Linked DNA regions of Homo sapiens: region 2 is linked to region 1. The links are chromatin loops, found by intact Hi-C in ENCODE. Cell type or tissue: adrenal gland. All regions are shown on one strand. Links, peaks and the distances in the headings refer to the core of each region. The heading gives the core; the rest is flanking DNA. Region 1 overlaps CHAT (choline O-acetyltransferase). Region 2 holds the start of OGDHL (oxoglutarate dehydrogenase L).

The links. A loop is a pair of places that touch in the nucleus more often than their neighbours do. Peaks named below come from ENCODE experiments on the same cell type or tissue, not always from the same donor. Only the 100,000 strongest peaks of a DNase experiment are listed, where the experiment ranks them.
Region 2: it touches region 1 in a loop (2.5-fold over the local background); 2 of 110 quality-filtered maps call a loop at or near these places.

What each region holds. Positions count from the first base shown.
Region 1 is chr10:49,616,433-49,628,407 of GRCh38, reverse strand. CHAT (choline O-acetyltransferase) reads right to left here. Exons shown (of 15, transcript NM_020549.5): 2 at 11,806-11,906; 3 at 8,492-8,683; 4 at 7,795-7,913; 5 at 6,258-6,311; 6 at 2,755-2,935; 7 at 623-800. Among named protein-coding and RNA genes, the nearest start is that of CHAT, 8.4 kb to the right of the region's middle. In adrenal gland, for the core only: no CTCF peak of the experiment used is centred there; no DNase peak of the experiment used is centred there; H3K27me3 peaks cover 121 bases.
Region 2 is chr10:49,754,385-49,766,359 of GRCh38, reverse strand. OGDHL (oxoglutarate dehydrogenase L) reads left to right here and starts at 4,037. Exons shown (of 23, transcript NM_018245.3): 1 at 4,037-4,121; 2 at 7,767-7,971; 3 at 9,414-9,584. The coding sequence starts at 7,768. RefSeq lists a silencer at 4,077-4,286 and enhancers at 7,394-7,903, 7,904-8,415. In adrenal gland, for the core only: no CTCF peak of the experiment used is centred there; DNase peaks (open chromatin) are centred at 2,319, 4,189, 5,278, 6,246 and 2 weaker places; H3K4me3 peaks cover 755 bases.

The sequences.
Region 1 (11,975 bases), core at 1,803-9,802:
TGTCTCTAACATGGGCAAGGAAGGAGAGCATTCCATCAGCTCCTGGAATAGGACCAGCTTTGGATTTGAAAGTAGTTTCCAGAAGGGTGATGAAAAATTTTCAAGAATATTCCTGGCTTTCTTATGGGAATGCTTGGAGACTTTCATCAGAACAGTGCCACAAGATAAGGGACAGCTTGAAGATGAAGAGTCCCAGGATGGAGAGATCAGGTGAAAGAGGTGGTGAACCACTTTCCCAGAGGCAGGCTCCATCCCACACCCCCATTCAGCGACTCCCCCAGCCACTATCAGTGAGCGCCACCCACCAGGAAAACACACCTGCTCACTTGCAGCCAGCCTTCCTCCAGCTAACTCCCCCGCCCCGCCCAGTATTCTCAGACATCCCCAATTCCAGCACTAGTTAGTCCCACCAAGAAAGCCAGATACTGTCAGATGGAACACGAGGGCACAAAAGGTGGCTTCGGTGGCAAGGCACTGTGGCTGGCCGCAGGGCATGCTGTGGGCCCTGAGCTCCCACACTATGGCTGATGGGGATGAGGCCCTGGCCCAACCCTAGAGGAGGGAAAGCCAATGGGCACGAGCATGAGATGGGCATGGAGATGTGCTGGGCACTGCGGCTGACCTTTCACGAGGACCGTCCTGGCCTCGGCCCACTCGCTCCTCCCGTCAGACGTCAGCAGGCCAATTGGAGGCAAACGCTCGTCCTCGTTGGAAGCCATTTTGACTATCTTTCTCAACTGAGTGAACAGATCCCCCTCACTGAGACGGCGGAAATTAATGACAACATCCAAGACAAAGAACTGTGGGGTAAACAGGTCAAACATGTCACTTGTTGGGTGGCCCGTGGCACCAGGCCTTCACTCAGCCTTCACAGGTAAGCTTGGGGCAGGGATGCTCAGGCCCAAGGTTCCCAAGGTGTTTGGTGGTTCTAGTCTCAGTTTAGGGACCAAGCCAAGGCTGTTGACTGTGCTGGATTCCACGCTGCCCCCAATCAAAGAAGGCAACATTAAACTTAGCCAAAAGAAAATGTGTTTCATGGTTCACGGAATCCATTATGTTTGTGGGGAATGGAATATAAATTGGCACAGCTACTGTTGGAGGGCAGTGTCTATCAAAACTAAAAATGTGCATACCTATGACTAAGCAATTGCACTTATAAATGCATATTTTAGCCTGAGGCTTAGAGAAACGTACCCGTGTGTACCGGAAGACACGAGGAATGTGCCTCTCGGCCTTGTTTGCAACAGCAAAATGGTAGCAAGAGCCTCACTGTTCTCCAGAAGGGGAATGGCTAAGTGAAATGTGGTGTATATGTCTAGGGCATGTCTACCCAGCCATTGAAAAGAGTGAATTAGCAACAGATAGAGCCACAGTGATGGGCCTTAAACACACTGGTGAGTGGAGGAAAAAAAGCAAGCCAGCAATCATATGCAGAGGAAGATTAAAATGGAAAACCAACACACACCATGCGTGCATGTGCACCTACACATGTGTGCATGTGTGTGCACCTTCACATGTATACCTACATGTGCTTTGTATGTCAGCCCTGTGGTTTTGTCATTTTGTAGCTTTGAAGGCTAGAGCCTTGGGCTTTGTGAAGGGTCTATTCCTAGACCCAGGTCAAGATACACTTTTCAGCTGATTGACATGAGTACCTTGTTTTCCCTTCCCCTCCAACCCCCTAGCAGTGTCTGTATGGCCTGGTCTTGTGCAGGGGCCCAGAGCATGTCTGGAAGAGGTGGATACGGTGGCCTGTGGGAGCTGGGAAATACTTGGCTTGACTTTTGAATGAAGATGGGGAAACGTCCTTGGTCTATGGCCAAGGTGTCAGGTGGGCTGCGAGAGCTCCTAGATGGCCTTCAAATCTAGGAACAGAGGTCACAGCTGCCCTCAGATGTCAGGGCTCCACAGAGCTCCCAACTTACTAAAAATGTGAGGAGAGCCCAGGATCACATTGTAGAGCAAGTACCAGGGGAGTCCCTGGGATGGTTGCCAAACTTGGGTTTTAGCAAAGCAAAAACAAAAACAAAACTGTTTGTCAGAGGAAATATTTATGTGAAGCTCAATATATGGAATATATAGTGCAGTGGGCACAGGGAAGAGGTCAGGAGCCCTCATGCTCAGCCTGTCCCCCAGGACCCATGGGTCCTTGTTGGCTCTGTGGAACCCAGTCTGAGGACCTGAGCTGCAGGGGGTAGAGCATGACCTTAGGGCACTGGCCAGACCCAGGATTCCTTCCCACTCTTGGACAGACCACTTAACTTGTCTGAGTCTCATGTCCTCAACTGTCACACAGAGATCCTAAGGCCCCCTCTGCATGGTCACTGTGAGGATTAAGTGGGATGAATGCATGTTAAGTGCTGAGCCCACAGGCTGACACATGAAAGGTCCTATTTGTCAGTCTGTAACACTGTCTGTCTGTGTGTGGTCTCCAGAAAGGCCAGAGCCTGGGTGACTGCATGGAAAAGAACAGATGTACAGGTGGAGGTCTCGATCATGACCCTCAGTGCATCAGTGCTGAAGTGAGAGTCCAGTGAGGATATTCTCAAACTGACGGCTCTCATTCTTAGAAGGCAACTGGTGGAGAGACATGGGACTGACTGGAAGTAGGGGCCCCACTTTGGAGACATGGTGCCCCAGCTCCCTGTGTGACTCAGGGAAGGAGGCTGAGCCCCCTCGGAGAAGGTAATGGACGTGAACGCATGGCCACTGTATGCTCTGTGCCCTCCCTCACCAAGACAAGGGGTTGCTTACCTGATTGCAGCAGGCTACGATGACGTGCTCAGGCTCCGGCATGATGCTGCTGTTCTGAGCCACCAGCGTGTCCTGGGTATGGCCGGGGAGCCGGTAGGAGGAGAAGAGCCCATAGTATTGCTTCATGCAAAGGGGCTGCCCTGACAGCTGGCCTTTGGCACAGTCAGTGGGAATGGAGTGGCTGAAGGAGAGGAGTGGGAAGGGAGGCAGCCACGAGGGGATGGTGGGTGGTGAGGGGAGACAGAGAATGGGTTTTATTGTAACTTGATCAGGCAAAATGGGGCACAGAACCCAGAACTGCATCATCATGGCAGATGCAGAGCTCAATTCTCCACTTTTTAAAGTAGTGGAGGCCCCATTTCCACAACACGTGGAGACCCTCAGAGTTTTCTCAAACCTCTGCCTCATGCACGGCATGTGCAAAGCCTGCCAGTTAGCCTTCTGCATCTTTGCTTATGCTGATCTTCTCTCGGCGTGCCTTTGCCCCAACCCCAGAACTCAACTGTTCTATTCAGAAAACTCCTTCCCCTCCTTCAAGAGCCTACTCCTTTATCATCTCTTTTAGAAGCCTCTTCTGAGGTCAATGCAGGAAGTTCTTTTTCCCTCTGGTCTCAGCATGCCTTGTGCCTATCCTTCCTTTCTCCCTCCCTTTCTTCCATCCATCCACCCATCCATCTATCCATCATCCATCCATATATCCATACATCTACCATACTTCTACCACGAAACATCCATCCCTCCTTCCACCCACCACCCACTCATCTATCCACCATCCACACATCTATCCACCATCCATCTATCCTTGCATCCACCCATCCATCCACCAAGCATCCATCCATCCTTCCATCGACCCATCCATCCACCATCCACCCATCTATCCACCATCCATCCATCTTTCCATCCATCCATCCATCCATCCATCCGTCCATCCATCCTTCCTTCCTTCCACTCTTTCAGCCAACAAATATTTGTGAAGCACGTCCTCCGTATAGGCCAGGCACCATTCTGGGATGTGGGGATATGGCAGCAAATAAGACATGCAGCTCCTGCTCTACTGGGGTGTAAGTCCTAGGATGTGTAGGTAGGGAGTAGACCACAAGCAGCAAACCAGTGAACAGGAGACTGTCAGGTAGTGAGACAGAGTGTTGGCAGGGACAGGAGGTGGTGACCAGGGGCAGTCTCACTGAGGCAGGTTGATTGAGCTGAGCCCTAAGGGTGAAGTGTCCCAAAGCACTGCAACTCAAAGTATGAGTATTGCACTGAACTGCTGTGACTGACCCATGACTTGGTGTAATGCCTGAACCCAGAAATGTTTGTAGCAATGTGATGGGAGTTTTATGTCTGTTGAATCCTGTAATAAAACATTTGGTCTCATATTTCATACCGTTTTTCTAGTAATCAATTTTTTGTTGTTTTTCACAAATTTTACAAAATGAAAGAAAATATATTGGTTCTTCCCCAGAGGCAGCTTGAGAAGCACTGATCAAAGGCAGAGAGAAGCCAGTGGGGCTGAGGCCCAGTGAAGACAGGGCCAGAGAGGTGGGCAGGCCAGGTCCTGTGGGGCTCCAGTGGCAGTGGAGAGGAGCTATCGCCTTATTCTTGGTGCAGTGAAAGCCCTTGGGAGGCTTTAGCACGCAGGGGCATGACTGGGTTTCCATTTTGTTGTTTTACTGACCCTGCTTATATGGGGAGAATGGACTGAAAGGTGTCACAGGAAGAACAAGGAAGGAGGTTGTGGCAGAGAAGGAACGTGATGTCTTGTGAGGGCAGCAGGGAAGGAGGAGGGAGCTTGGGGACACAGTGGGGAGGGAGAATGACCACATCTGAGCACCATGGGTTACATGAAGGTGCAAGGGAGAAAGCAGAACAAGCACAGGTGACTTCTAGGTTCCCAGACTCACCAACAGGGCATGTGCTGGTGCACTTACGGACATGGCTCGACAAGGTATGGGAGGAGTTGGGGAATGGGGAGGGAGAGGCGAAGCTCTCCTGGCTCATTTGTAATGACTGAGAGACACCCCGGTGGGGATGGCTGAGGCTTGGATGAGCGAGTGTGGGACTCAGGGGAAGGGACACAGCTGTATTTTGTGTCTGTTTAAGTGACTGTCTTGCCCAATAGTCTAAGGACATTTTGAGGGGAGGATGAGGCCTTATTTCTCTTCCTCTTCCCAGCATAACTACATTGCAAAGTGAATAAGTAAATTAATTAATTAATTAATTAAAGGTTCAAAACAGGCACTCAGGAAAATGTTCCAGTCTTAAGTCCTTTTCAATCATTGGACATGGGAACCTCCACGTGGATATGCATGGGTATTCGTGTCTGTGTGAGTGTGCACACACATGTGAAAGTCTGGGATCAGAAGGAAAGTGGTCTCGTGGGGGCAGTCAGTGATGAATGGGCACCAAGTCCCCAGGCCCAGCAAGACAATGGTGTTTGAAAACAGACAGGACGGTGAGCTGGAGGGGCGAGTTCTGGGAGGAAATAGAATGCTGTCCACGAAGAAGGGAGAGACCAAAGACACACCATGAGGAGACAACAGCCCAGGGCCTAGTGACCCATGGCATTTAGAGAGGAGTGAGCAGAGCACACAGGAGCGTGTGGTGCAGAATGCCCTGGACAGCCTGAACTGCTCCACCCTGACAGTCTGGGAGCTCTGCCTGCCCCTCTCCAGAGGGAACAGCCCTACCCTGGAAGGGGCTGTGGGTCTGAGCCTCTGTCCCAAGGCTGGGTAAAGACTGAATTGAGTCAAGTTGAACAAAGAGTGAAGTTTGCCCCTTGCCCCCTCCTTGCTCTGCCACCACCTGGCTGTGTAACCATGGATGAGTTACTTAACCTCTCTGAGCTGCAGCTTCCTCATCTGTGCAAGGGATGCTTCTTTGGGCCTCTCTCTCTCCTTCCAGCTTCTAATGCCCTTATAGTCTCTACCTTGAGAGACTTGGGTCCTCCAGACCCGCTTACTCTCCCTGCTGCTCTCAGACACCCTCCTGCTCTCCTAAGCTTGGCCAGGAGAGGGACTTTCTTCCTAAAATCAAAGAGAGCCTGCGGTGCTTGAGCAGCCCTCTCCATCTGTCAGAACAGCCTCATGTCCACTGAGCTTGGTGGGATTGAGGATACAGTCTCCCGCTGGAGACACCATTCCTCCAAGTGGCAAAGCAGAACTCCCATCACCTTACTCTAACAACTCTTCCTTCCCCGCCTTCCTATGTGTTCTCCAGCTTCAAGTGAATTCACTCCACCTGTGCACGTATGTGTGGAGGGAGGAGACATTTTTAAAAGATCAAGGAAGGATGGTGCTTGCCACAGGAAAAGGAACAGTTAACAGACAGGCCAGCCAGGCTAAAGGTCATCCTGATGGTGGGGGAGTGGGTTGGGGCAGGGACATCTGCTCTGTGCCAGGAGCCAGGAATGGGAATACAGAGCTGGAAAAAGACAAGGTCCCTGCAAGGGAGATAGACGCATAGGCAGACTGTGCTGGAACAGGGCACCACCCTCCCAGTCCTACCTGTCCAGCAGGGCCTTGTAGCTGAGTACACCAGAGATGAGGCTGGCTGCAAACCTGCAGGGAGAAGGGAGGCCTGAGCCCTTCCTCCCAGGGCCTGGCTTCCTCCCTCCCTCCCTCCCTTCTGCCTCCCCTCCCTCCTTCCCTCTTCCTTCCATCTCCTTCCTCTTCCCTCCCTTCTCCCTCCCTCCTCCCTCCCTCATCCCCACTGCCAAACTCTGTGATCGCCCATTGTATGCCGCCCCCGTGTGCACTAATCAGATGTGGTTCCTGCACTAATCAGATGTGGTTCTTGCCCCCCAGCCCCATGCCGAGAGCCCACCACAAGCCTTGGATTCAAAATGGTCCTTTGGTGAGAACTGGGGGTCGAGTAGCTCTTGGGGAAGGGAGAGGAAACTGGAATCATCTTGAAGAGGAGAGGGAGCAGAGAGGGAGACGGAAGCTAGGAGAGGCCACAGAGCAGGCCAGAAGGGGTGGAGGGTGAAGGGTGGAGTTCTTCCTTGGAAAAGCCAGCCCTGGGTCTGGACAGGGCAGGACCCCTGGCCTTGTGGAAAATTTTCTCCTGGGAAAAGCCAGTAATTTGGTCCCTTTCCTCCCACCCCCCGGTACTAATGAAAAGGAAATCGAGTGCTTGGGGAAAGGCACTGGAGAAACGAGCAGCGGGAACTGTCATACCAGGATTCTGGGCCTGGCTTAATTGCACCAGGAGGAAAATACCCCCTCAGATGCAATTGTGAGAACTGTTTTCAGAAGTCATTCATCTGTCCACACCTTCCTTCTTCCCTGGGGAGACCCCAGCTACAGTGGGAGGGAAGGCTGGCCAGCTGGTAGGGTGGGGTGGGGAGGTCTTCCTAGCATGGCTAAGCCCTGCCCAGAGGAGAGGTGGGCCCTGCCTCTTGTCCTCGGGCCACTTTGGTCTGCCCTCCCTCTAAACCGTCCCCACCATTTGCCCCACTCAGGTCTTAAGACCAGACTCTGAGTGACTCCAGAAGGGAAACCCTTTCTCCCTGCACCCATCCTCCATTGTCATTAGCGGCCAGAGGCCCTTCCAACGGCTCAGTGAGCTCTGAAATTACAGCAGATGGCACAGGCTCTGGCTGCTGGCAGGGAGGAATTGTTTCCAGCCTTCTGGGGCCTCTGTTTAGAGCTGGGGGCTCTGGAAGGAAGCAGAGGCCCTCTCAGACAGCCTGGGGCAGTGTTTCCCAGGGACAAGTACTGGCGTGGTCCAGGGACACACGCCTCCTCCCAGGGCCTCAGCCAGGTGGAGGCTGTGGGGATATTTGGACCCATGACCTCCATGAGTGTCCATTCCACTGCAAGATAAATATAGACTAAGGCTAATTGTGTGATTGTCACTCGAGTGCAGCCACACCTAACCTTGCTCCCCACCTGATGGCCTGGACGTCCACTGTCTCGGGGCATTTGACCCCAGGAAGCTCAGCCGAGGCTCCAGCTTTGGCCTTTCTTTGCTGGCACTGGGGTAAGGGCCCCTGCCTTGGGTGGGTCCCCAGGTTATGAGCTAGGAGCACCAAGGCCTCACCTCAGCTGGTCATCGGTGCCAGGGAAGTGCTGCCGAGCAAAGATCACGGCAGGGCTGGAGTTGACAGGCAGGGCCAGGCGGTTGTTGAGATACATGTCATTCAGCCAGTACTCAGACACCTGCCGGGGAGGGCAGGGAAGGCCGTCACATCCCCCCAAACAGTCCCATCCTGACAGCCCCGAGAGAAAATCGGGACACTTCACCAGAGCATTAATTCATTCATTCCACAAATATATGCTAAGCCCCAGGTATGTGCCAGGAGCTTCCCAGTCCACCAGGCCTGTCCTTCACCTTTGTGCCCTCCTGTCTCCTTTCTTCTGTCCCAGTCCCCATCCTGGTGGCTTGGTGCTACATCGCTGTCCTCTGCCTGTCCTTACAGGTGTCTTCTTCCTGCCTTTCACCCTCTCTTCTTTCCTAATGCGATCTCTGTCCTCATCTGTCCCAATTCCTGTCCCCGATTTGTCCGCCTCTTTCTCTATCCGTATTTCCCATTCCTCATCTTGTTTGTTTCTCATCCTTGTCCCTTCCTGTCCTCCAATCCATGCCACCTGCCTGTTCCCACACCTATCCCCCATCCCTGTCCCTCATCTCTCCTTCTGCCCTGTCTTTGTCCCCTACCTGCCTCTCACCGAGATCCCTCTGTCTCCAGGTCTGCCTCCCGCCCCTCTTCTATGGGTTCCTTGTCTGCCCCTCTTACCCAGTTGGCTGTCTTCTCCTGCCGCTCCAGGAGTTTCTGCTGCAGGGTCTCGCCGAGGCCACCAGGGGCCCCAAACTGCTGCACAATGGCCTGGCTCTTCCTGAACTGCTCCTCAGACACCAAGTGTCGCATGCACTGCAGGTACGTGGCCAGGGTCTGCTGCAGCGGGGGCACGGGCAGTTTGGGCAGCCCCTGGAAGAAAGGGTTCATAGGCATTGTGCCTCTAGTATGTGCGCCCCATGCCTGTCCCCAAGTTGGTCCCTAGTATCTGTATTGTTCTGCCCCTGTGTTGTTCTCTACCCTGGGACCCCTCCATTTCTAGGGCTCAGCTCAGCAAAATTATGAATTTAGGAAGTTCCTGTTTGGCGTCCCTGACCTCATTGTGCTCTGTCCCCAGAAAGGGATAAAGTGCAGAGGAAAATACGGTGATATTGGCATCAGACAGACCTGGGTTTCTACCCTGACCCTGCCACTGACCAGCTCTGCAAACTTGGGCAAATCAGCCTCCCTCTGTGCCTCAGTTTCTTCCTCTGTAGAATGGGAGTAGTAACCCCTATCTCTCATAGGATCAAACAGAAAATAGATATGAAAGTGCTTTTAAGCCATAAAGGATGGATCTAAGATGAAATAGTCCTGTTATTGATATTGTTGGCTGCTGGTGACTCTTAATTTAGAGATTGTTCCCAGCTGGGGCTCCAGAATCTGATTGATCTCTGGACCTGAAGGGGGCACTCTTAGGGAGAGATTTGGAAGGATAAAAGATGGTTTTGGATGAGAGACATAATTCAGTGCTGCCCTAATGACTAGAATTCTAAAAGAGGGTTCCTCAGAAGATGATTCATGCCCTGAGCTTCTTATAAGTCCCTCCTACTTATAAAACCCAGGCAGGGAATTTTGTTTCATGTGGGTGTTAGGGGCAGGGGTGGGGATGCAGTGGATGTCCTTCCTCTCCGAATCTCTCCAAGCCTCTGCTCCTCATCCATAGGACATAAATAACAATTCCTACCTGAGAGGAACACAGAGAGAATTAAATGGGGGAACAACTGGCCTCAAATAGGCACATCTAAAATGTTATGACCTCGCTATCTTATACTTCCAGAGGAATTCCCAAGAGGAAACCCATATTCTTTGGGGGCCCCAAAGTGTGGCTAGAGTCTAGGAAGAACCCCCAACTCCACCCTTCTATACGCATGCTGTGCCTCTCAGTTCACCAGCAGCGTTCACCACAGAAGGCTTCTGTGTGGCTTCAATTTTGTGACTTCCCATTTATGAATGAGGAAACTGAGTCCCAGAGAGTGGAGCAGCTGGTCCAAGGTCACATACAAATCTGATGGCAGACTAGGAGCTAAAATCAGTCTTCCATGTCCACTCTGCTTCTTTCTCCTGGGTCGTTCTCTCCCTTCCCTTTCACTCCCTTTTCCATTCGTTTCCTCTTCTTGTCCCTCACTTGGCCAGTGACAATAGGAAGGCAGAACTTATAATAATATTGCTTAAATTGTACAGTTTCTTCTCCTGTAAAATGGGGGTAGCAAACCCTGCCTTTCATAGGATTAAAGAGCTAATGTACGTGAAAGTGCTTTTAAGCCATAAAGGATAGATCTAAGATGAAATAGTCCTGTTATTGATATTGTTGTCTCCTGGTCAGTCTTAATTTATAAACTGTTCTCAGCTGGGGCTCCAGAATCTAGCTGATCTCCGGACCTGAAGGGTGTACTCTTGTGGAGAGATTTGGAAGGATAAAAGATGGCTTTGGATAAGAGACATAATTCATTGCTGCCCTAATGACCAGAATTCTGCAATATGGTTCCTGGGACACACTGGTAGACAGTGAGGCACCTTCCTTCAGGGGCTTCTTTGTGCAGTGATGAGTTTCCATGAGACAGTAAAGGGTTCCTCCCCATAGGCTGCAGAGTGAATGGGCCCCTTAAAAGCACCTCCTTCTCTGCCCCTGCTGCTGATGGATGAATGACGGCCCTCTGCCTGTCTGATCCTGCCTCTAGGGTTCACTTCTCTGGCAACAGTGGGGTGTCAGTGCCAACTACGGGCTGCTCCTGCCCTGGGGAATGATGCGAGGATGGATCTGGACAGCATCCCAGACTGCCCTGCCCAACCCCAGTGAGCCAGGTCTGGGCCCCCAACCCAGCTGATCTTGTTCTTCCATCTCTTGCGGTGGGGGGGGTGGTCTGTGTGATGGGTGGGTGAGCACCTACAGAAAGCCCAGCCCAGTTAGTGACCTGGCCAAAAGGGCCCACAAGTCTGGCTAGATCCTCTGCCAGACACTGCTCCCCTTCTTCCAGGCTCTGACAGTGCGCTGTGACTTAGCCTGGCTAACAGGGAATCAGCAGTGGGTAAAAAGGAATAAAGCAGGAAATCGCAGCTCAGACATCTCAACCCCCCAGGGATCCTCCCCAGACTCTCCTGGACTTCTGGCCCTGTGCTAAGGAGTGTCTTTGGACCTGGGAGTCTCAGATCAATGCTCCAAAACTCCATGTTTCCTGGGCAGTTCATGTGAGTCAGATCCTGGGCTGGACTCAGAGACGATGGAGAAACAGAGCCTGCTCTGAAGGAAGCCACAGCCCAATGGGGTGGGTAGAGAAGCATGCCAGTGGACCAGAGGTGACAATAGATGTTTGTCAGCTGCAGAATTCAGGGCAATGGAGTGAACAGCTTCTTGGGGAGAAGCCAGAAAATTCTGCTCAGGGTTTCAAATGAGGGCTGGGGGAAAGGGGAAGGGGGAAGGGGGAAGAGGAGTGGCAAAAAGACAAGTGTGGGAGAGGGGAAACACATGCAACCACCTGAAGTCAGGTGTGTTGCTCTGCCACCCGAAGGCTGGCTGGGGCGGGAGGGAGGATGCCTGCCCAGGGAGGATGGCATTGTCTCAGGCCAGTGGAGAACATGGTGCCTAAGGCTCCAAGGCTGAACTAGTGATAGCAGCTGGAGCTGGGACTTGCAGGGCTTGGAGTAGGAATTCAGCCCCACCCTAAGGCAAAATCACTGGGCTCAAAGCTATCAGAAGTGGAAGCTGGGATGAAGAGAGGCCCTGGAAGGAAAGATAGGGCCTAGCCTGGCCAGGGGATTTGGAAGTTAAGCTCTTAGCATTTCCTTGGCACCCTGAGGCCCGTCTCAGCCCCTCCAGGCCCTTCTGGGATCCTCAGCAAGCTGGGGGTGGAGCTGTAGCCTGGGCCTTGTGCCAGTAGAGGGCAGGGCTGGGGCCAGGCAAATGCTGGGGGCCAGTCCCACTCAGGACTGTTCTAGAAGCAAGGGCATGTAGGTGGGGAAAGCAGGGTTGAGAGAGGGCTCCAAAAGTCACTCACAGACTCCTCACTGCTGGGAGTTTTTGCTGCCATCTTACGGGGGACCTTTTCCAGGATGGGCGTCTTGGTGAGTCCTGGTGCAGGGATGCAGAGGTGTGGACCTGGGGACCAAGAAGTGGGAAGCATCAACACAGCAGCCACATAGGCCTGTCACAAACCCTCCACCTCCC
Region 2 (11,975 bases), core at 1,338-9,337, 140 kb before region 1:
GGAGATACGTTCCAAGGCCCCCATGGATGCCCAAATCCTCACATAGTATCAAACCCTATATATACCCTGTTTTTTCCTATACATACCTATGATAATTTTTTTTTCTTTTTCTTTTTCTTTTTTTTTTTTTTGAGATGGAGTCTCACTCTGTTGCCCAGGCTGAAATGCAGTGGCACTCTTTCAGCTCACTGCAACCTCCACCTCCTGGGTTCAAGTGATTCTCCTGCCTCAGCCTCCCGAGTAACTGGGATTGTAGGCAACCATCACCACACCCGGCTAATTTTTTGTATATTTAGTAGAGATGGGGTTTCACTATGTTGGCCAGGCTTGTCTCAAACTCCTGACCTCAGGTGATCCACTTGCTTTGGCCTCCCAAAGTGCTGGGATTACAGGTGTGAGCCACCATGCCTGGCCCATACCTATGATAAAGTTTAATTTATAAATTAGGCCTAGTAAGAGATTAACAACAATAAGTAAGACTATAAAAGAAAAATTATAATAATAGACTGTAATCAAAGCTATGAAAATGTGGCCAAAGCATCTATAAACAAAGTTAAGACAAGTGACAGACTGGGAGAAATGTTGCAACATTTACAACCTACAAAATATTCTTATTCAGAATATGTACAGAGTTTATGTGAATTCAAGCAAAATATAAACAACCTGATAGAAAAATGAGCAAAGTCTATCAATAGGCAATTTGTAGAAAAAGAATACAAAATAAGAAACATATAAAAAGAAACATATAAAAACATATAAAAAGATTTTCAGGCCGGGTGCGGTGGTTCATGCCTATAATCCCAGCACTTTGGGAGGCCAAGGCGGGCAGATCACTTGAGGTCAGGAGTTCAAGACCAGCCTAGTCAACATGATGAAACCCTGTCTTTACTAAAAATACAAAAATTAGCTGGGCATGGTGGTGTGTGCCTATAGTCCCAGCTACTTGGAAAGCTGAGGCAGGAGAATAGCTTGAATCCAGGAGGCAGAGTTTGCAGTGAGCCAAGATCACGCCATCGCATTCCAGCCTAGGTGACAGAGCGAGACTCCACCTCAAAAAAAGAGAGATTTTCAAACTCGCTTATCAGTTTTATGCTAACTAAAACAAAATGTGATTTTTCACCTATCAGACTGGCATAAATGAAAGAAAACTGATAATAAATCTTGGCAAGGATGTAAGGGAGTGGGAACTCAAAAACACTAATGAGGAAGTATTCAGTGGAACGGTCTTACTAGATATTTATTATACATATTAAACTGCAAAGAATATATATCTTTTGACCCATTGTTAAACTTAATTTAGAAATCAGGCTGGGCATGGTGGCTCACTCCCATAATCCCAGCACTTGGGAGGCCAAGGTGGGGGATGATGAGGTCAGGAGTTCAAGACCAGCCTGGCCAACATGATGAAACTCCATCTCTACTAAAAATAAAAAAATTAGCGAGGCATGGTGGTGGGAGCCTGTAATCCCAGCTACTCAGGAGGCTGAGGCAGAAGAATTGCTTGAACCTGGGAGGTGGAGGTTGCAGTGAGCTGAGATCCAGCCACTGCACTCTAGCCTTGGTGACAGAGCAAGACTCCATCTTGAAAAAAAAAAAAAAAAAGAAAAAAAGAAAGAAAGAAAGAAAGAAAGAGAAATCAATGTTACCATAGTAGTTTTGCATGTACTAAAGGGAATATATAGGAGGACTCTTTTCTCCTTTTTTTTCTGTAAATGTCAAAAGAAATGGAAATGTTCATTCAATGGGAGAGAAGTGACATACAGTCACCATACATCCCTATAATGAATACAACATACCCATGAAAAAGAATGAGGTGGTCCTACACATACTGAGTTTAAATAAAAATCTTCAAGACAAGGGAAAAAAAGAAACAAGTCGTGGAACTATATTCTAGTGTGATCCATTTCATATTTTTATGTATATGTTTGTAGAAGCATATGGATATAAATACATAAACAATTTTGTAAAAATGTTTGCCAAACTGGCCAGTAGTTATCTCTGGAAGGAAAAAAAAGAGGTGAGGTTGGGGCAGGTGGAAGGGGGCTTTTCACATTTTGTTCTGTATCCTTCTGTATCATTTAAGTTCTGTACAACTAGAATAAATAAAAACTTCCATGTTCTGACACACACACACACACACACACACACACACACACACACACGCCACAGGCATGGGAAAAAAAGAAAGGTGTCTGTTTCTGAAGATCTCTGCAAAGCCTACAGCCACTGCCACTAATCCTCTCAGGCTTCTGAGAATGGCAGCCACCCTCATGGGAGCGTTGATTGCCCCAAATGTTTGCTTTAATCAATGCAATTAGCAGAACACCAATTAGGCTGGAAGGCTGAAAGGCTCTGAAGCCTTTTGATTTGCAAGAGCCTTGTTCCTGCCTGCTGCTCTGTGTCAGGCTTTCCATCTTTCTTAATCGGTGACTCTGACTTGTAAACTTTTCCACTATTACCCCAAACTGCAGCTTCTCCTTTTCCCTAGCTCACTGAGAAGTTCCACTGTGCCCAAGTCACTAAAGCCAGACACCTGTGAGTTATCTATGTCTCCACCCTCATATCTGGTCAACCACTAAACCCCGTGGAGCTGATCCCCGTAAGTCTCTCAAATCTGGCCACCTTACTCCGTCTCTACTGCAAGTACATTACTGCCTCTCACCCGGAATTTGAATTTTGAAAAACAGAAGAGCCTTGAAGAGACAGTTCCTCTATGGCTCAGCCCTGCTTCCTGAAGTAAATTTTCAGCTTTCCTCTGATTCTGTGAGTTGCCTTATATACAACCTTCATATCAACTCGTTTTCGGCTGAAGCTAGCCAGGTCATTTTTGGTGCTTGTGTCCAAAGAATTCCCAATGAACCCTGCCCTTCTGCACCAGATAAAATCTTACTCATCCTTCAGGATCCAAGTCAAGTGTCCATTTACTCACTCAGTCATTCATTCAACAAATATTTACTGAAAAATACCATGATAGTGCTGTGTTAAGTGCTGAAGATTCTTGACCACATGTATCCCTAACTGTCTCCAAATAAAGAACTTTTGGGAGACTTCAGGTGCAGAAGTTAGTTGTATTCCTTTCTTCGTGGCACTCTGTCAGCAGTGATCTGGGTAATTGATTAATTACCTCATATCCACATTCCCCATCCTCCTCCCTCGACAAGCAACCATATTAATTGGTTTGATATGTACTTGAATATATTCTTGTGAAGTGCATACTGTAGTTTTGAGATTAAAATTCAAGAGTGTAAGTGTAGAAGCAGAGAAGCCAGTTAGGAGGCTGCTGCGATAATCCAGGAGAGATTTGATGGCAACTTGAACCACAGGTATGTTATGTTCCTATACAAGAAATCCCTGCATTTAAATGAGAACAAAACCCAACAGAAAGCTGAAAAAAATACAACAGAAAACCCCAAACTAACAAACAACGGGAGATGCAAATGGTTGATAACCAGAGAAATGCAGATTAAAACAATAACAGGACATTGCATCTGCTATTCTGATAATAATTAGAAAGTTGATCTCTATCCCAGAGAAAGTTCCACGCAGGATCCTAAGGGAATGTGTATGAAGAAGTTCATTGCAGCCTTGTTTGTGGCCACGGGGTGGTGAGGACAGCCTGGGTCACCATCAGTGGGAGGATGAATGGGTAAAATGTGTATCAGATTTGGGGTAAGCACTTTTCACGCATTATCTCATCTTTTTTTCAAAACATCCCTAAGATAGTGGAACTTTTCATAGCATTCCCATTTTACAGACGACAAAACAAAACCTATCCTCTCCTACACACAAAGGCTGCTTGTCGTCTGGTACATTCGTCCTAGTTTTAGGACGAGCACACGGGGTTCAGGGCCTCAGCCCCGTTCTGCGGTCTCAGAGAGGAGTCCCCCCTTCGGCCGTGGGCGACCTCGGGCCTGGGCCGCCAGCACCGTGGACAGCGCCAGGAGCGGGGCGGGGCATCCATGGAGACGTCACGACGCGCGGAGTCTCAGGGGCGCGCGCCCGTGGGCGGCTGCGTCACGTGACCCAGGTAATTGGCACGGCGCGCGCGCACCCCTTCCGCGCAGCCCCCTGACCTGCAGCCTCCGGACCTCGCTGCAGCGCGGACCCGGCCCGCCCGCCCGGTGAGCGCGGCGGCCCGCCCCCTCCCGGTCCCTGCGCCGCTGCTTCTCCTGCCGTCCTGGGGACCGGCCCCACAGCTCCTCTCTCCTGGGTCCTGGGGCGCCGCTGCCCGCAGCCCTGAGTCTGGCCCCGCCGGGGGGAGGGGGAGGAGGAACAGACTGTGACCTTGGCTCTGACCTTGGCTGGCCGTGGCCTCCCCCGGGACCCCCAGCCCATCGCGCGCGTACCACCCGGCTAGTCCAGGGTCCTGCGCAGAGGAGCGGGTGCTCGCGGTGGGTTTCTCCAGCCCGAGGACTTCAGACTGCCCCGCGCCTTCCGTGGCCAGGGGAGGGCCCGGAGCTGCGAGGGCTGTGCGGGGGATGGGGAGGGTCAGCGCTGTGCACCTGGCGGGACCCATAGGCAGCTTCGGACTACCAAGGAGCCTAATAGACGGTTTTAACCGCGGTCTCCGATTACAGATGAGAAAACTGAGGCCTGAGAGAGGGCGGCATGGCCTGAGGTCGCTGCTTGCATGGGATGCGCTTCTTCCGCCCCCCGGGAGATGTGGGAGGGGGACGGGGTAATCCCGAGGCCACAGCAGGCTGCAGTACGCATTCGCCGAACCGGAGAGACCCTTTGACGCCCCTCGGCCACCTGGCTCAAGCAGGCCCTAGCAGCCCCTCCCCAGTGTCTTGGAACAGGCCCCAACTAAATAGAATTGCGGTTTGTTGCTGAGCAAAAGCTCATCTGCTTCTCAGAAAGTGGGGTCAGAGTAGACCTGCTGCTGAGAGAATCCAGGCTCTGCTGCTGCCCAGCTTGGAGGGCCCTCTGGGGAGAACCCTTCCCGGCCTCTGTTTACTGATCTCTGCAATGGGTGCATTAGGGAGTAGTCCTCACTAGGGCACCCCAGACAGGGTTGTGTGTGTGGGAGTCTTAGTGGCCATGGTGTCGGCAGTTTTCTGGGGTTGGGTTGAGGTTCTGAGGTTGGGTTGGGGATGCTATGTGACCTTGTCCTCAGAGAAGAGACCCCCAAGAGATACCCAGGGCAACTCTGCTGGAGTCTGGACTGGGCAGGGGGTTGCACAGGGCACCTGACTCTCACTCCTTGTTGCTGTCCTTGACTGTATGGGCAGGAACTAGTAGGGCTGGCTTGGGCTCTGGCTCTAGATACTGAGCCCTCATGCCCTGCTGGGATGCAGGTGGGGGTGGGTGGCAGGCTGCCCTCCTGCCAGGCTGGGTCAAGGTCACAACAGTGCCCAGTGGCCAACCCAGACTGTTTAGTGTTTATAAAACAGTGTTCCTGCACCGGGCCATTCTGGACACAGCCAGACTTTGTCCCTATCTGGCCCAAACTGCCCCATTCCCCTGTGGGGGTGGGAGTGGCGCTGGCAGAGGGAGCAGCTCTGGCTCAGCTGATGGGAACTGCATCGCTAAGAGAAATCTGGCTTACATATTGACTGCAGTGATCAGGGCACAGTCGCTGGAACCCCACACAGCCCTGTCACTCACCAGATTAGCCAGCTTAGCCTCTTGCACCTCAGTTTCTCTGTTTATAAAGTGGAACTGATATGAGTGCCCACCCCATGGGATGTTGGGAGGATTAAATGAGCACAGTATCTGTCCTAGAATCAGTGCTCCTGACGGTGCCTATTATGTTTATTCCCATGACGATGGTCTTGATATCTAGTTTCCTTTGCCATAGACTGGGGATGATAAAGCGTCCTGGGTTGTGGATTCTTTTTGATGCTCTAGAAGATTCTCCCTGATGCTTCAGGAGCTCCTGGGCCTAGTGGCCAGCTGGGCTGGCACGACCTTCTCTTTGCCCAGGCCTCTAGGATAGTCAGAGGTGGAACAGGAGTTGGGACCCTGGCTGCCTGACCCCAGAGCTCATGCCTGGCACTTGGAGAGGTGCTGCTCCCAGAGGAGCCGGCCCCAAGTGCCCCGCGCTCTAGGGCTTGGCATCACTGGCTCGTGGGCTGGGCCACATGACCCGAAGCCTCAGGGGCTGAGCATTGGGGAGGGAAACTTGGGGGCACTCAGAGGCTCCCAAGCTCACCTCCCTCCTCCCTGCAGTGGAATCTTTTTTGTTTTGAAAATTTTCTCTGTTCAGGCTTGCTGCTGGTTGCCCCAGGAGCCTGTCCTCCCTCCATTGAGGTGACATCACCCCTTTCCTCTGGCTCATGTGAGTTAGAAGGAGGGCTGTGCCCTGCCCTCTGGTGGGGCCTGACCTTTTGTGGAAAGTCCAGCCAGTGAGTTTCTGGTGACATGGTTGAGCTGATGGCAGGGGTGAGGCAGAAGGGTGCAACAGGTGTTGGCTGAGCACACCTGACCAGGAGCGTTGGCTCAGGGCCTGGCCTGGGCAGTACTTGGAAGCCAGTTATACCCCAGAATGCACATTTTCTGGGGCCTGAGCTGTCCAGGGGTAGGGGACTCCTCCCGCCTGGGCGACCCCTTGTGGGGTGGTCCTTGCACCCAGCTTACAAGCTGGGCGGTCTGGGCAGGAGGGCATTAGCTGGTATTCATGGGGAGCTGCTCTATGGCAGTGGCTGTGCTGGAGCAGAGGAAGGGGTTCTGCTCACAGTTGTAGGGTGGGGAACAGAGGTCCCACTTTACACATCATGTGTAGGATGAGGTGGCAGGGGTATGGGGTGATCTGGGACCTCAGTAGGCCCTATCAACCCCTAACCTGCCTGGATAGGGATATCTGGGGGGTTCTCCAGGATTGGCAGAGGGCTCTTAGAACTCTTACCGTCTGCGGAATAGAGAAAGCCCCCATCACTGAAAGCCCAAGATTTAGATATTTTCCCTGGGAAGGCACAGGTGACAGAGTGAGGTGAGATGAGCTGCAGGGCCTGGTTCCCCGTGGTCTGGGTGGGCTTCCAGTCTGTACCTGCCTGGACTGTTAGCTGTCTTGAGTGGCGCTGGGCTGGGCCTGGGGCTGCCTTCCATTCTACTCTTCCTGCCCCTCCAGACCTTAGCCCTTCCTGCAATGAAGTGGGGCTATTGTTGGGCCTAGTGTCACCAGCCTTCTGGCTGGGCCTGGGAGAGAGGGCACTCTGGCCCAGGATTGCAGTCACAGGGAGTCACTGGTCACTTTTGGTCGCAATGACTAGAGCCACAGCCCTCCTGAGATAGTGTGCCTCTATCACCCCCGACACCTGTGCTCACTGGATGCTTTTGCCCCTGCTTTTCCCTGACCATGCACAACACACCTGACCCCTGGAGGACTGCCTGCCCTGGTTCTAGGGTGGTGGGCCTGAGACCCACTCCTTCTTGGTGGTACTCCCTGCACCTGCCCTGTGGCTCTCCGAGTGGGCTCCAGGACCTAGGTGGGTGCTCCCTGAGGCAGGGCCTGGGGAGTTCATGTCTCTGCACAGGCTTTGGGGACTATCCGGGAAGGAGTGTGGTCTGGGATGAGTGTGGCACAGCAGGGCTGGGGCTCAGGGCTGTTTGATATCTATTGATAGAGTTTACTGAGCTGGGAGCTTCCACCAGACAGTAAGCCCAGGGGGCTGGGAGAGTGTCACATTCCCAGTCTCATCACTGCCTAGCCCAGCACCATCTGCCCAGTGGGAATGACAAGTGCTGATGAGCGGACAGTGGCTTGGTAGAGCCTCTTCCTGTCTTGGTCCTGCCATTTATGCCTCTCCTTCATTGCCTGTGTCCAGAATGAGTCAGCTGAGGCTGCTGCCGTCCCGTCTTGGGGTACAGGCTGCGAGGCTCCTGGCTGCACATGACGTCCCGGTGTTTGGCTGGCGCAGCAGGTCCTCCGGGCCACCGGCCACCTTCCCAAGCAGCAAAGGTGGAGGCGGCTCCAGTTACATGGAGGAGATGTACTTCGCCTGGTTGGAAAACCCCCAGAGTGTCCACAAGGTCAGCATCCCCACCCTACCCTGGGCCACCGCAAGGGAGGGAAGCCCTCGGGGGCCGGGCTGTGGCAGGGCAGTGGGGAGAAGCAGCTTGCCTGCTGTGTGATCCTGGGCAGGTTTCTTTGCCTCTCAGGTCCTCAGTCATCAAAGCCTGTTGCTTTCCCTTTGCTGAATCAGCCAGTGGGTGGTGGTTTTGATTGAGAGGCCCTGGCCATGTCCTGCTCAGCCACACCTGAGCCCTGCCGTGCCCCCTTTGTCGTGCTATGCTGCCTCCATATGCTCCTTTGTATGTAATTAGGGACATACGTGTTTGTGTATGTATTGATCTGATAAAATAAATACTTGCTGATAGTAAAGAAAAAAATTAAATTAGATGGGAGGGTGAAAAGTGAAGTTGTTCTCTGACCCCTTCACCTGCAGTGGAAAGCAGTGCAGTCACATGATCCAAAGCCAGAAGGTATAAGAAGTTACACAGTCAGAAAGCTCCCTCCTAATCTATCCTCATCTGCTCAGTTCCCACTGTCCCCCAACTTAGTGTCCTCTATATCCTTTCCAAGACTTGCATTAGGTAAACTTACTGCAAATGTAACTCTGGATTTGTCTCCCTTTACGCAAAAGTAACCTGTAACACATACTGTTTTGCTCCCTGCTGTTTTCGCTTGGTGATGTATCTCCAAGATCTTTCCATATCAGTACATGAAGAGCCTCACTATTCACTCTGTCCAGCTGTGTAGTATTCCATTGCATGTATGTGCCACCCCTATTCCTGCTGATGGACATCTGGTTCATTTCTAGTCTCTGACTGTGGCGAACAGTGCTGCAGTGCATCATCTTACACCTTCATCATCTTGCACCTGCAGAGCCATCTGTAGGGTAAATTCCCCAAAGTGGAATAGTTGGGTCCAGGAGTGGCTGTGTATAATTTTGATGGGTATTGCCAAGTTGCTTTCCATGGGGATTGTACCAACTGAGTCTCCCACCAGTGCCGTATGGGAGTGCACGGAGGAAAGCGCTTTTACATTGTTCTTATGGAAAACACATGCAAATGCCTGTGTGTGTTCACATCTGCTTTTTGCTTCTACACAGAGAGTAGCAGCCATACATCCTCTTCTGCTTCATTCACTTTAAAACGTATCTTGGCAATATTCCATGTCCACAATACTGAAAGCACCTTTTTAAAAGACTGTGTAATCTTCCAGATTCTAAATGTAAAATCGTTATTTAGCCAGTTTTCTATGGATAGCCATGTAGGTTGTTTTCACATTGTCAATTTTTGTAAACAGTTCTGCAGGGAACATCGTTGTATGTACATCTAGGCACCCTGGGAAGGCCCTGAGAGCTGTGGTCCTCAAGGAAGACCTGACACTCCTTGGGGCCCCAGCCTGGGCCACCCCTGACTCTTCCCAGGCCCTGACCTGGCTGCGTTCTTGTTTCTGCCCTGCCTAGTCCTGGGACAGCTTCTTCAGGGAAGCCAGCGAGGAAGCCTTTTCTGGCTCTGCTCAGCCACGGCCCCCTTCTGTTGTCCATGAGAGCAGGTCTGCAGTCTCAAGTCGGACCAAGACCAGCAAATTGGTGGAGGACCACCTGGCTGTGCAGTCCCTGATCCGGGCCTACCAGGTGAGGGGCAGCTGAGGCACAGCCTGGGAGGCTGCACTGGCTCCTGGGGTGTGGCCAGGCACTGAAGGGAAGGGGTCTCAGCTCCAACATCATCTCCCCAGAGAGCCCTTCTCCTTGTCCTCTACTGAGCGGCACCTACTCCTCTAGCCAGTCTTTGCCACATCACCATTCAGAGCACTTACCACCTGCTTGAATTTTTTTTTGTGCATACTGACTTGTGTCCTTGTGGTCTGTTCCTTGCACACACCATGCCCCGAGTACGTGGAGGAGCACTTAGTAAGGGATCAATTCCAAAGCCTGTTGAATGAGGGGTGAGTAGATTAACCCTTGTTAATTCTGTTTTCTCCTCTAGAATGGGCATCCTGGGAGAACAGGGACTGATACAGCAGGTGCCTAATTCATGTTTATGGAATGAATGGTTCAGTAAACAATTCTCCCCCACCAGTTGCTCCTCCTGGAGACTTAGGCTCTCCCATGCTGGGCCCCTGCTCTGTCAGAGTCCCAGTGATGGTGTGTGTTTTTGGTCTTGACCAGACAGGACTAATTGGAGGACTGCTGCGGTGTTCAGGCCATAACAAGCGTAATCATTTGGAATATCTCTGGGAACTGCTGGCAGGAGGTATTCCGTCAGGGAAATGTGAGGCAGCAGCAAGCCACAGCAAGGCTAGGGTACAGGGGGGCATTAGCAAATGGAAATGATGCTTTGCCTCTGAATGAGCTGCCCAATCTGTGGGATGGAACAGAGTTCCCTGTACACCACCCACCTGGGGATGGAAGAGGGAAGGTGAGCAGGGTTGGGTTCCCTTCTGGCCTGAGGACCCATCAATTGTGGGCCACCTAGGAGCAAACAGCAGCTATTGTGTATTGTGTCTTTCCTGGCTGGCTGAAAGAAGCAGACAGTGATCTAACCCTTGACTTCAAAAATGAAGAACAAGGATGTAAAACTGTATATTAAATACAGGGAAACGTTCAGGGTGCTGCCCGAGGGCCTTATCTTCTAAGCACAGATCTCAGCCCTTCAGTAGCTCTTTGTTCTTTGATTAACCAAGACGAGGCATTAGAGAGTTTTCCTGGCAGGGTGGCTTCTGGATTCAGGTGTGTTACTCTGTTGTGCCTGGTGTGGATGAGCTCCCACCAGGAGGGCTGCAGCCCCTTACAGGCGAGTAGCAGGCACAGCTGTGGTTAGAATCACCTGCACACTGTGCTGAAAAAAAAACACTGTATTATTATAAGCATTTTCAAACATATAAAAGGCAGAAGGATAGTGCAGTGAGCCCACCACCCATCAATCATGGCCAGCCTTGTTTCATCAATTTCCCCCTTAGCCCCCGCTCACTGCTGATTATCTTGAGGCAGATCCCAGATATAGCATTTCATTCATTGAACATTTCTTTGTGTATGTCTAGAGAAAAGGGCTTCTTAAAAAATGTGCCATGATACCATTATCGCATCTAAACATAATAATGCCTAATATCAAATATGCAGTTGACATTTGTGTTTGCCTTTTGTCCTGTGCTTTCTTTTTTTCTTTTTAGATGGAGTTTTACTCTGTCACCCAGACTGGAGTGCAGTGATGCAGTCTCGACTCACTGTAACCTCTGCCCCACGTGGTCAAGTGATTCTCCTGGCTCAGCCTCCTGAGTAGCTGGGATTACAGGTGCTTGCCACCACGCCTGGCTGATTTTTGTGTTTTCAGTGGAGACGGGGTTTCACCATGTTGGCCAGGCTGGTCTTGAATTCCTGACCTCAAGTGATCTGCCCGCCTTGGCCTCCCAAAGTGCTGGGATTACAGCGTGAGCCATTGCACCCAGCCTGTGCTTTCTTTTTACTGCTTCTTTGAAGCAGGATCCAGCTAAATCCACAGGTTGCAATAGGCTAAAGTGGCTCTTACGTCTCTTGTACTTTGCAGGTTCCCTCTGTTTCTTTTTATGATGTGGAAAAACCAGGTGGTTTGTCCTGTAGGGTTTTCCCAAGTCTGGATTTTGCTGATGGCTTCCTCATGATGTCATTTCATCTGTCCCATTGTCCCATGTAATTTCTGTACTTTGACAATTAGATCTAGAGGCTCGATCCCATAGACATTTGATTTTTTTTTTTTTCAAAATCAGCTTCCTGGTGGTGATGGTGATGGCACTTGAGCAGTTAGCAGCTGTGGATAGTGATTTCCTAGATCCATTAACTCACTAGGGGTTGCAAAAATGGTGATATGCCAATTCTGTTTTGCCTTCTTTATTAACTGAAGTCCCACTATCAGGAGAAACTTCCGTTTGTTAACTCTGTTTATCCTGAGGTGCAGATTGTGTAGGAAAGACAGGATCACTGCTTTATTTTTTTCTTTTATTCAGTGATTTTCAAAATTATGAGGTGATTCCCTAGCACACTCCAAAAGTG